2 separate regions of the Homo sapiens genome follow, and region 2 is linked to region 1. A link is an interaction called in ENCODE POLR2A ChIA-PET data of the cell type or tissue named here. Cell type or tissue: Panc1. All regions are shown on one strand. Links, peaks and the distances in the headings refer to the core of each region. The heading gives the core; the rest is flanking DNA. Region 1 overlaps JAZF1 (JAZF zinc finger 1). Region 2 overlaps LOC105375211 (a long non-coding RNA gene).

Evidence for each region. Peaks named below come from ENCODE experiments on the same cell type or tissue, not always from the same donor. Only the 100,000 strongest peaks of a DNase experiment are listed, where the experiment ranks them.
Region 2: POLR2A ChIA-PET joins it to region 1 with 7 read pairs; 2 of 35 experiments call an interaction of 5 or more read pairs at or near these places.

What each region holds. Positions count from the first base shown.
Region 1 is chr7:27,992,253-27,997,639 of GRCh38, forward strand. All of the region lies in intron 1 of JAZF1 (JAZF zinc finger 1), which reads right to left. Among named protein-coding and RNA genes, the nearest start is that of JAZF1-AS1, 190 kb to the right of the region's middle. In Panc1, for the core only: no CTCF peak of the experiment used is centred there; no DNase peak of the experiment used is centred there; H3K27ac peaks cover 1,360 bases.
Region 2 is chr7:27,708,739-27,714,125 of GRCh38, forward strand. The region is part of intron 2 of LOC105375211 (a long non-coding RNA gene); the gene reads left to right. Among named protein-coding and RNA genes, the nearest start is that of TAX1BP1, 29 kb to the right of the region's middle. In Panc1, for the core only: no CTCF peak of the experiment used is centred there; no DNase peak of the experiment used is centred there.

The DNA of each region.
Region 1 (5,387 bases), core at 1-5,000:
GGTTTTCACTGCTTACAGTTACAATGTTGGCATGGTTTTTGGTGGTTCATCGGCCTAAGAAAGAAAGTCTCTGTTAATTATGCTCACTTCAATGCTGGAACAAATTAGTTTCCATTGGAAAGCTCCATCAATTTGAAAACCTACTGAGTATTGTTCTTGTTCACGGAACACTTTTCTGCATTTGGATTCATATTCTGAAGGGCAGTTCTTCTCTTTTTAAAATGTATAATGAGTTTATTATAACTTTTCTAGACTCTCAATCAGAAATTCTCATACTGGTTCAGAGTCAACAAACACTACATTCACCAGAGGACTTTTCCCCTCAAAGAGACAGAATTCAACACCATAGCAACGCTTTATAATGGTGCTTCTCCAGCACAGCACCAAAAAGGTACTTTTTTCATAGCCAGAAATGTATTCTCAAACTTCTCACATAGAGAAATGACTGTATAAATATATGTATAAACAATGTTTATGTAATAAGGACATATAAGGAAGAAAATGAGCACACAATTTTAATTTTCTTAGAAAAAGGTTCATAGATTTCACACAGATTTCTTTTCATTATAAACTCACTTCAAACTATCTCATTATTAGAAACCTTCCAGGTGCACTTGGCAGTAACCCCTTCTTTGATGTAATGACAGATGTTGTTTCCAGCACCTTTGCACAGGAAGTGTTTACTGCACATGGTAGATGTAAGCTATGTCCACTAACTCCAAAGTGCATTAACAGGTGATGGGGGGAGGGAAGCAGATACAGTGGCAGAGAACACGGGTGGCAACAATGACAGCATAAAAATCAATTTACAATGCTTTTAACTCCCAGATTAAAACTGGACAGTAGTATCAGTTTTATTCGTGGTGTTAAAATTAAGAATCTCATGTTCACTTTATTGTTTTTTCTATGCCAAGAATTTCAGGGACACACTATTCAGAAATCCTGCCTCCTGGGTCTTTGCCACTGCAGGTCCTTGAAAGCCAAATTCTGAAACAAGAGACAAAGATTCTCTGAATGGCTCCATCAAGTCGGGTCTGAAGGTTTTGGCACTGCAAATGAGAACAGATCAGTAGCTCTGCGCTTCCTCAGTACACATGCAACTGAGGCTATTCCTCGATCTCTGGCCTAGGGATAAAAGGAGTGGTTCTCTAAATAACAAAAAAACCACTCTTCACGGGGAAACGCAGTTTTCAAACGTAACTCTTACTCACACTCATTTAAATTTGCTGTAATCCCAACATATATCCATGCTTCTGAGAGAAAGATACTTGCTGGAGGAGACAGTAGAACAATGTTCAACAAGGAAAGGTGTTTTGTCCAAAGAAATGGCACATTGGTATGCTGGGTGGGCCATTTGTGCAAATGGTGACTGACATGCTAATCCTACAGGGTCTTTCTAGGTGCTTAACGAGGTAAGAAACAAGAAATTAGAGATAAAAATCATGAAAATGAAAAGAAAGGAGGAAGGTAAGAAAGAACAGGGCAATGTAGAAAATTTCTCAAGTGCTCACAAAATGGTTTCACCTCAAGTTTAGGTACTGACGATCAAAGGGCTTTGCTTTTGAGACTCAAAGAGATATCTGGTGCATGATTTAATAAGGTGTATTATTTTGAAAGAAAAGGGCACCGTTAGGAGTCTAAAATTTGTGTGTAAAGGGGAAAAGAGGCCCATAAACATTTTTATAATCATTTGCTTGTCTTCATTCCTGTAACTGACATTCCCCAACCTAACAATATTCCCACAAACCATCTTCTAAAGATTTCTTTTTTTCTCAAATTATATAATTTCTAAAATGTTCTAAATATTACCTCTCCAGACTACCTTGATTTTTATTTTTTCCCGTGTGTATGTGTACAAAGATACATTTATATTATCCTTTTCCTTCTTCAAGCTCTAGAATCTCTTTGGGAAATGGGAAGGAAGTATCTTATACAAATGTCTACAATTTTGTTGCTCAAATAAATGGCATCAGCTCCTGCTGATCACACAAACTGCATCTTGTAATCTTGATTTACAAAAAATCAAGAATGTTTAGCACTTTATTTGCAAAGCAAGGTTTTAAAGTTTTGTTTTCTTAATTTGCTTCATCATCTTTCATAACCTATTCTAGACTTAGGCTCACATATCCTCAAATTGTTAAGTGGGAAACAGACTTCTGGAAGCTTCCAAACACCACCCTCTCCATCACAAAAAAAAAAAAACAAAAAACAAAAAAAAACACACACACACAAAAAACCATTTGGAAGCACCTCAGGTAGGATTCTACTTTTTCTAGAATGTACTCTGGTAACCAACAAGACAGCAGAACTTCTGGACAGACATCCACCAGGTCCCCAAATCTCCTTTTCAAACAAATGTTTCCTTGGGCAACCTTTAGAATATCCATTAAAGTGCTGAAATCTTAAAATGAAATTAGGCACTTGGTGCCCACAAATCAGGAGAGGCCTGCACCAGTGCTACCGGAGGAGTCAAATCAGCTGCTGGTCACAAATAAATGTTGGTTCTGTCACTTGCTTCCTGGCGGGCTGGTGTGTGGGGATTATGACTCACCATTTTATGGATTTAATTATGCTGTTGAGCACTTCACATTCAGTAAAAGTGTAATAGCTGCCTTCAGTATTTCTCCCTCCCTGACAGAAATGTAACTGTCTGATGCTAAAAACTCTCCACAGGATAGGAGGAGAGAGACAAGAGAGTATGATTTTCAGAGCAGGACAGATCCCCACATCCTGCACAATGACATACTCCTCATGAGGATTATATGAGGGCAGAAAGGATACAATCAGAACAAACTGGAAAGAGTAACACTATTCATTAGACATTACTAAATCCAACAGGAAGAATTTCCTTATACCATGCCACATTGTTCAGATATTTTTTGAACATGATAAATCGCTACACTAAGGAATATAATATGAAATGAGATGGCCATGGCACACATTTATGGTGCCGATAAAAATCTGGAACTAGAACATTGGCTACAATTGCCCAGAGATACAATCCACCTCAGCAAATGGTCTATGGAATAAAAGCACTTGGTTTTTTCATAGCCACATGAGGCTCCTTAAGCTTGCAATTTGGCAAGAGAGTAAGCATTTCTATAACATTGCTGTCAACAGCCACATAACAACATTCGACCACTTTCATATCACTAAGAAGTGACAGGAAGATAAACTCAAAACTTCAACTTTTTTTTAGCAGGGCAGGGTAGGGCCAAACACAGCACCGACAGAGATTATGACACTGTTTTCCGCCCTAGACTACTCCTTGCACAGTCCCTTGCATACTCACAGATTTCAGGTTGACTGGAGGATAAAATAATTCACATATTAAAATATATTTTAAAATACCCAAGTGATAAATACCTACACTAGCTTACTTCAAAGTTTCTAAAACATAGCATTCTTGACATTAGATGGCAATGTGTCTATCTTTATTTCAGGGGATGAGATTCTGAATGCACAGCTCTATTATAAGGACTTGGCTATGTAACACTAGACACAGGTACAAATTGAAAGCTTTCTGTAGCTCCTGTGGTCCTAGTAACTTATGGTTTTACAGACTCAATTACATTGCGAAGGGCTGGGGGTCACAGCACTAGCTCCCATTGCTTCTCAAGTGGCAAGGAAACAGCAAGGCAGATAGCAGAAATAAGGAAAGGACAGCATTCAGACCTTTCTCAGTAGGAACTGGAACTGCAACGTGACCAAGGAAAGGCAAACACCACAGACCACCTTATTGTCTCTGTGAAGCCCACGTTGATCCTCTTTGTTGTCTCCAGCACTGGAACCAATGGCCATCAAGCATCAGGATTGCCACGGTTCTGAAGAATTGCCTTTTGCAGTGCTCTTGTCAAGTCTAAACGAAAACTCTATCAGGGTTATTTGCCTGGTCAGGTGAGGCTAATTAACGAGCTCTTGGGCTTTGGCTATGCTTTAGCTGGTCTACATTTTATAACCTGGATTACTTATAATGTAAGAAAGTCAGAAACCAGCCGCACAATGTCTCAACAAAACTAGGGAGGCCTCTAAGGGCAATGTGCTATTCGCAGGCTGGGAGGTAGCAGTGTGGGGAAGATGTGATATCACGCCGTTTGAGAACTTGTTCAAATTCGATATCCTCCAAACACCAGGTTCTTTTTTAACTGTGTACAGCAACAGTGGGAGGCCTGAGAGGATGTGGGTGGGAAGGTAGTAGGGGATTTGCAGTGTTGGAAGACCCTGGGAAGGCAAATGCCCACCCAGCCAGATGAGTAATTTTGAAGATCTGGGCTGGATACGACACTTTTCTTGGGAATCAGCAACAACTAATGGGTGCTGTCTGTTCTTGGCCTTCCCCCAGCTATAGAACTTGTGAAGCCACAGAGTTGTAGACTTTGTTCAGCACAGCCTTCCACAACATTCCGTGTGGAGTTTGCTGCATCCTCCTCTTCCTCACTCTGCACCACTGTGTTCCTAGTGCTAGCACTGCAATTATGCCCCTGGAGGGGTGTTATCAAGGCATATCCTCTCTTCTTTGCACACTTTTCAGAGGTGAAGAACTTGTCTCAACTTCTTTCATTTCTCTGGCACTCAGCTCAGTGCCCTGCATGTAAGAGATGCAAAGTAATTGCTGAATGAATACACTGATCTATTATTTTTATAATGAGAAAATTGAAGGCTTTTGCTTACAGGTAGCAGCTTCATCAAGGGTATTTGTTTCCTTCACCATCCAAAGCCCCACTAAAATAGAAATGAATGAATAAAAAACTAACCAAGGATAGAAGAATGGCAGCAGAGGCATCAGGAAATAAGTTATTTGAACCAGTGTTTTGGAAAATGGAAAACCCATACAGGAGTAGACAAAGACCTAGAGTAGATACAGTCTCAAGTACCTGCAGTGGGGGAGACCCACAGCCAGGATCTGAAGACCCTGCAGAAACCCTGATAGGCCCCAGACTTAGAGGTGTCAGGTATGGCAAAAGGCAAGTGAGGGAAGGTTCAGGCCTGAAAATAGGGGGGTTGTTTAAAAGGTTGATTATCCAGGGACACTAAAGCAAGACACCAACAATAGTGGAGGGAGGAGAGGGGAGAGCGCAGGGCTGAGAAAATAGGGGAGTTAAAATGGAAATATGCCAACTCCACTGCTCCCAATAACAATGGTAACCAGTCAGGAGGATTCTTCTCTGATTCAGTTAAGTGGGTGTGGAGAAAAGACTGCCAATGCCAACATCTGGTGATTCCCTAATTAAACAATCTCCCTACAGTTAAGTGCATGGTCAACAAGCTCCATCCATGCTTCCATCCAGAGCCTCCTAGCAGCTTTTTATTGCTGTGATATATTTTCTTAAGAGTCAAAGTCTTGCTCTATTGCTCAGCTGGAGTGCAATGGTGGAATCAGACCATAG
Region 2 (5,387 bases), core at 240-5,239, 280 kb before region 1:
TTGTTGGTTGCTTTGTTTGTGCGTTTGTCCAATTCTTTGTTTAAAACACCAAGAACCTGGACATCTTCCACCAGTAACAACCAGGCAGGCATAATTAAAATAATTTGTAAAATGAAACTGCTGGGCTGTTTTTCCTCTTTGCAAGATAGAATTACAAACAGTATTTGTCATGCCCATCACCTGGGTCCCTATAATCCTATATCACCACTTTTGACCCTGGCCACCCAGTATCTGGTTTTAGAGACTCTTCTTACCACAGAGGAAAGGGTTTTGTGGAAATTTGTACATGAGGCTTCCTTGTACATATATGATGGCTGAGAAAGAATAAGTAACACACGTATCCCTTAAAGCTCTGTTTGCAGTTTTGTTATGAATAATAATCTGGGTTTAAGTAACAATTATTTATTCAGTGTCTATTTGGTATCTAGGACCAGGGTAAACATTGAACATACAAACATGCATAAAAGTGTTCTTGCTTTTAAGGAAAGGTGGAAGGAGTGGGCAGACATAAACAAAAGAATGAAAATATAGTGAGATGAAAGCTAATGGAAGTCTGGGCCAAGTGCTTGGGCAACACAGAGGATGAGGTAACTAGTAGTGCAGAGGATAAAGGTGAAGAATAAATCAGGGCAGACTCATAGTGATATTTAAGTTGATTCTTGAAGCAAGAGTAGGAGTGTGCTTGGCAAACAAGAAGAAAATGAGCATAACCAGGCAAAAGAATTGTTAGACTCTCTAATCAAAGATCACCAGGAGTACCTGTTGATTATCCAAAGCTGGGTTTATTATGCATACTGAGCAAGGCACAGCACAACTGTGACGGTGTCCCAAAAGGAAGGAGTCAGGGAAGGGTACTTGGGTAGGGGCTGCAGTTAATAATCAGGTGGTTTTAGGTGGCAGATAGTAAGTGTGGTCTTAGCAGGGATTGGTCAGAATATGTAAATGAAGTGAGCTGTTAGGAGAGTCAGTGGTCCCATCTGCACAAGATATGAGTCTGCAAAATTTCAGTTAAGTCAGTTTATCTGTGGTCTTACTTGGAAGATGTGAATCTGAAGGAGATAGGGTTAATTTGATCTTAGATTGTGTGTGTGGCACATTATGGTTTGGTGCAGTTTATCTGTTTTGTGAGTCATGGTGCATTTTCCAAGTTGCATTTCTGTTTCATTTCTAGGATCCATTTGTGCACTAAATATAAGGCCATAATCTGAGAAATATGACACATGAAAATAATGACTCAGTCTGGATGTCAGCCTCAGGGCCAGGGCAGTGATCCATCACAGATGGTTTTTTGTTTCTCATTGCCCAGCAGGTCCATGGGACGGTATGGGGCAGAAGGACCAATCATAGCTCCAAGTTGTATGTCAGAAGGGCAAGAACAAATCTGCGAGATTTCTAATGTTGGAGCTGGAGAAGTGACTCCAAACAGGTTGTCAAAGCAAGGAAAGCCTGAGATGAGGATCTTGAGCCAGAGTAAGAAAGAACAAACAATAGTGATTTAAGCTGAACAAGTGGGATTCCTAGTGATGTGTTTGCCTATAATACCAGGGGTCAAGAAGAATGTCAGAAAATCACACCCCAGATAAGAACTACATAGTCTCTGAAGTCCTTTCCAAATTCAAAACTTAATGGATCAAAAGGATGAAGGTAGAAAAGGGCAAGGTAGAACCGATGGACATAAGGATAAGCAAATGGTCATAAAATATATACAATTTTGTCAAGTGAAACTTCTTATCTACTCACTGCAACATCCCCTCAATGGGTGGTCATCTGCCTTCTGCATGACAACTTTCAAAGAGTTTATATACTACTTTACAATGTGTCCATTTTGTGTGTGTATGTGGGGGTACAGTTTTAATCATCAACTGAGGTAAAACTGGATTATCTGTCATTTCTGCTCATTATTTCTGCCTTGGGAACTATACGGCATATATCTTACCTTCCACACAATAGAGGCCTGCAAATATTTTAAGAAAGTAACCAATATTATTATTTCCCCAATGTGTTTCTTATTCCTGACTAGAGGTCCATTAAAATAATTTCTTGGCCAGGCATGGTGCCTCAATGCCTATAATCCCAGCACTTTCGGAGGCGAGGATGGGAGGATTGCTTAAGGCCAGGAGTTTGAGACCAGCTTGGTCAACATAGTGAGACACTGACTCTACCAAAAAAAAAAAAAAATTCCACTTTTATTCTGATAATTTCTTGTCATGTACATATAGGAATAAATTATAAACATATATGTAAATTTTGACTTTTATGGTTTTAATATTGATAAATATTTTTAACAGTGAATAAACTTTTTATTTTAGAATAGTATTAGATTGATATAAAAGTTGCAATAATATTACAGCGAGTTCTCACATACCCCACACCTAGTTTCCCCTATTATTTATGTCATTATGGTACATTTGTTACAGCTAATAAACTGATATTATTAACTAAAGTCCATACTTTATTCACATTGCCTTAGTTTTTACCTAATGTCTAAAAGTCCACTTTTCACATGACAGTTTTCTGGCCTTTATAGTCCTGGACAAAGCCCTCTTCAAATGCTCAGAAATAAACATGATTCTCCAGATGTAATCTTCCCAAAGAAGATCCCTGGTCAGAAACTAGAAAGTGAATGAAAATAAGAAAGAGAGGTTGGGGCAACCCCAAGAAAGGATACGAGGCCAGGCATGGTGGCTCTTGCCTATAATCCCAGCACTTTGGGAGGCCGAGGCAGACGGATCACCCAAGGTCAGGAGTTCAAGACCAGCCTGGCCAACACAGCGAAACCCTGTCTCTACTAAAAATACAAAAATTAGTTGGGCGTGGTGGTGGCACACCTGTAATCCCAGCTACTCTGGAGGCTAAGACAGGAGAATCGCTTGAACCCAGGAGGCAGACGTTGCAGTGAACCGAGATGGTGCCACTGCACTCCAGCCTGGGCAACAAAGCAAAGCTCTGTCTCAGAAAAGGAAAAAAAAAAAAGAAAGGATGTGAGATCAGCATCAAGGAGACTATGTCTTAAAAGCTGTGCACTGCTCATTGATGGATTCATTTAATCCTCCCAACCATTCAGGAGGTAGGTGCTGTCATTATCTTCATCCTTATAGAGACTCAGATAGGTTAATTGATCTCCCCAGGGACACAGATGTGTCTGACTCAGAAGCTCATCGCATTGCCTCCCCTTGGTATATTTCAAAGAAAGGATGCCACGTCTCTCTCTCTCTCTCTCTTTTTTTTTTTTTTTTTTTTGAGATGGAGTTTCATTCTTGTTGCCCAGGCTGGAGTGCAATGGCGCGAAGTCAGGTCACCGCAACTTCCACCTCCCAGGTTCAAGCGATTCTCCTGCCTCGGCCTCCTGAGTAGCTGGGATTACAGGCATGCGCCACCACGCCCAGCTAATTTTGTGTTTTTTAGTAGAGGCGGGGTTTCTCCATGTTGGTCAGGCTGGTCTCGAACTCCTGACCTCAGGTGATCTGCCCACTTCGGCCTCCCAAAGTGCTGGGATTACAGATATAAGCCACTGCGCCTGGCCAGTATGCCACGTCTCTTATCCATGAACCACTCATTGTTCATCCAACATTGTAACATGAAGGGCATTTAGCCATTCTCTGCTGTGAATTCATTTATTTAGCAAGTGCTTTAGCTCCTGCTATGGGGCAGAAATGACTGCACTTTGCAGAAAGGACTTTGGATAGAAACAAAGGTCAGGCTGGGGCATGTGGCCCCAGCTAGTAAATGTAAGTGTGAAATATCAACACATTAGTGTTAAAGTCAAATTTCTTGCCTTTAACCATCAGACTCCTAAGACCAATAAATGCAGGGAAACTGTGTTCAATTACGATTTGGAGTTGTTAATAAAGATAGACCATAATTAAGAAACCAGTAGTACCCAGGTCCATACGTGTGCTATTTGTACTTCTATCTTAAGAGAGTAGGACATTATTAAGATTCAAGGGTAAACAGGTGACTCTTAATGTGTATCTCAAGGTTGAGAACCACTGGTTTACTGAGTAGGTTCTACATGGGTGAGAGACTATGTAAAAGAAAGTCCTTTTTTCTTTTGATATGTATTGTCCACCTAACTGTTGATGTAAAGTAGTTGTGATATCATAAACACGTACTAATGATGTTGGCCACCATTTACTGAGCCTGTGGTGATGTGGACCAGCCTCTGCATTAAGTGCTTGGCATTCATTTTCTTATTTAACCTTCACAAAGACTCTTGTGGGAGATATCCTAATCACAATTCCACAAGGAGTGAATTGAAAATTAGAAAGATTAAGCACTTACTATTAGTAATTTCGTACTGAGCCCAGGTTTGAGCCTGGATTTGTCTGATGCCTGGCTGGCAGTGAAGAGGCTGTGGTTTACCTGGCTCAAGCATGAGCCATATGAGTCGGGGAACATGTGATGAATGGCTGGCCTCGAGGAGGTTCACCACTGGGGTTTGGAAAATAAAGATATCCTTTAAACATGAAATAGAAATGTTTAGCTAGTTCTGATGTATTAGTCCATTCTTGCACTGCTATAAAGATTTACCTGAGACTGGGTAATTTATGAAGAAAAGAGGTGTAATTGACTCACAGTTCCACAGGCTGTACAGGAAGCTTGGTTGGGAGGCCTCAGGAAACTTACAATCATGGGCAGAAGGTGAGAGGGAAGTGAGCATGTCCTTACACATTGGAGCAGAAGAGAGAGAGCAAAAGGGGAAGTGCTGCACATTTTTTTTTTTTGAGACAGAGTTTCGTTCTTGTCACCCAGGCTGGAGTGCAATGGCGCGATCTTGGGTCACTGCAACCTCTGCCTCCTGGGTTCAAGCGATTCTCCTGCCTCAGCCTCCCAAGTAGCTGGGATTACAGGTGCCCGCCAGCACGTCTAGCTAATTTTTTGTATTTTTAATAGAGACGGGGTTTCACCATGTTGGCCAGGCTGGTCTCAAATTCCTGACCTCAGATGATCCACCCGCCTCAGCCTCCCAAACAGCTGGTATTACAGGCATAAGCCACCGCACCCGGCCTTGCTACACACTTTTAAACAACCAGATCCTGTGAGAACTCACTCACTGTCACAAGAACAGCAAGGGGGAAATCCACCCCTATGATGGAATCACCTCCCACCAGGTTCTTCCTCTAACATTAGGAATTACAATTTGACGTGAGATTTGGGTGGGACACAGAGCCAAACCTTATCACCTGGGATGTAATATTGTGTCATTATACTAAAGTCCAGATGCCAGGCTAGCACTGTAGGTAAAGAAGCCAAGCTTCGCCTAGGGGTGGATTGATGAGTTTGATATAGCTTATTCCAACAAATCTATGATATAGTTTATTCAATCAACAGGGCGATCAGTTTAAAGGAAAAAGAAATAAACTTTACCTACCCATGAGGGTAGGAGG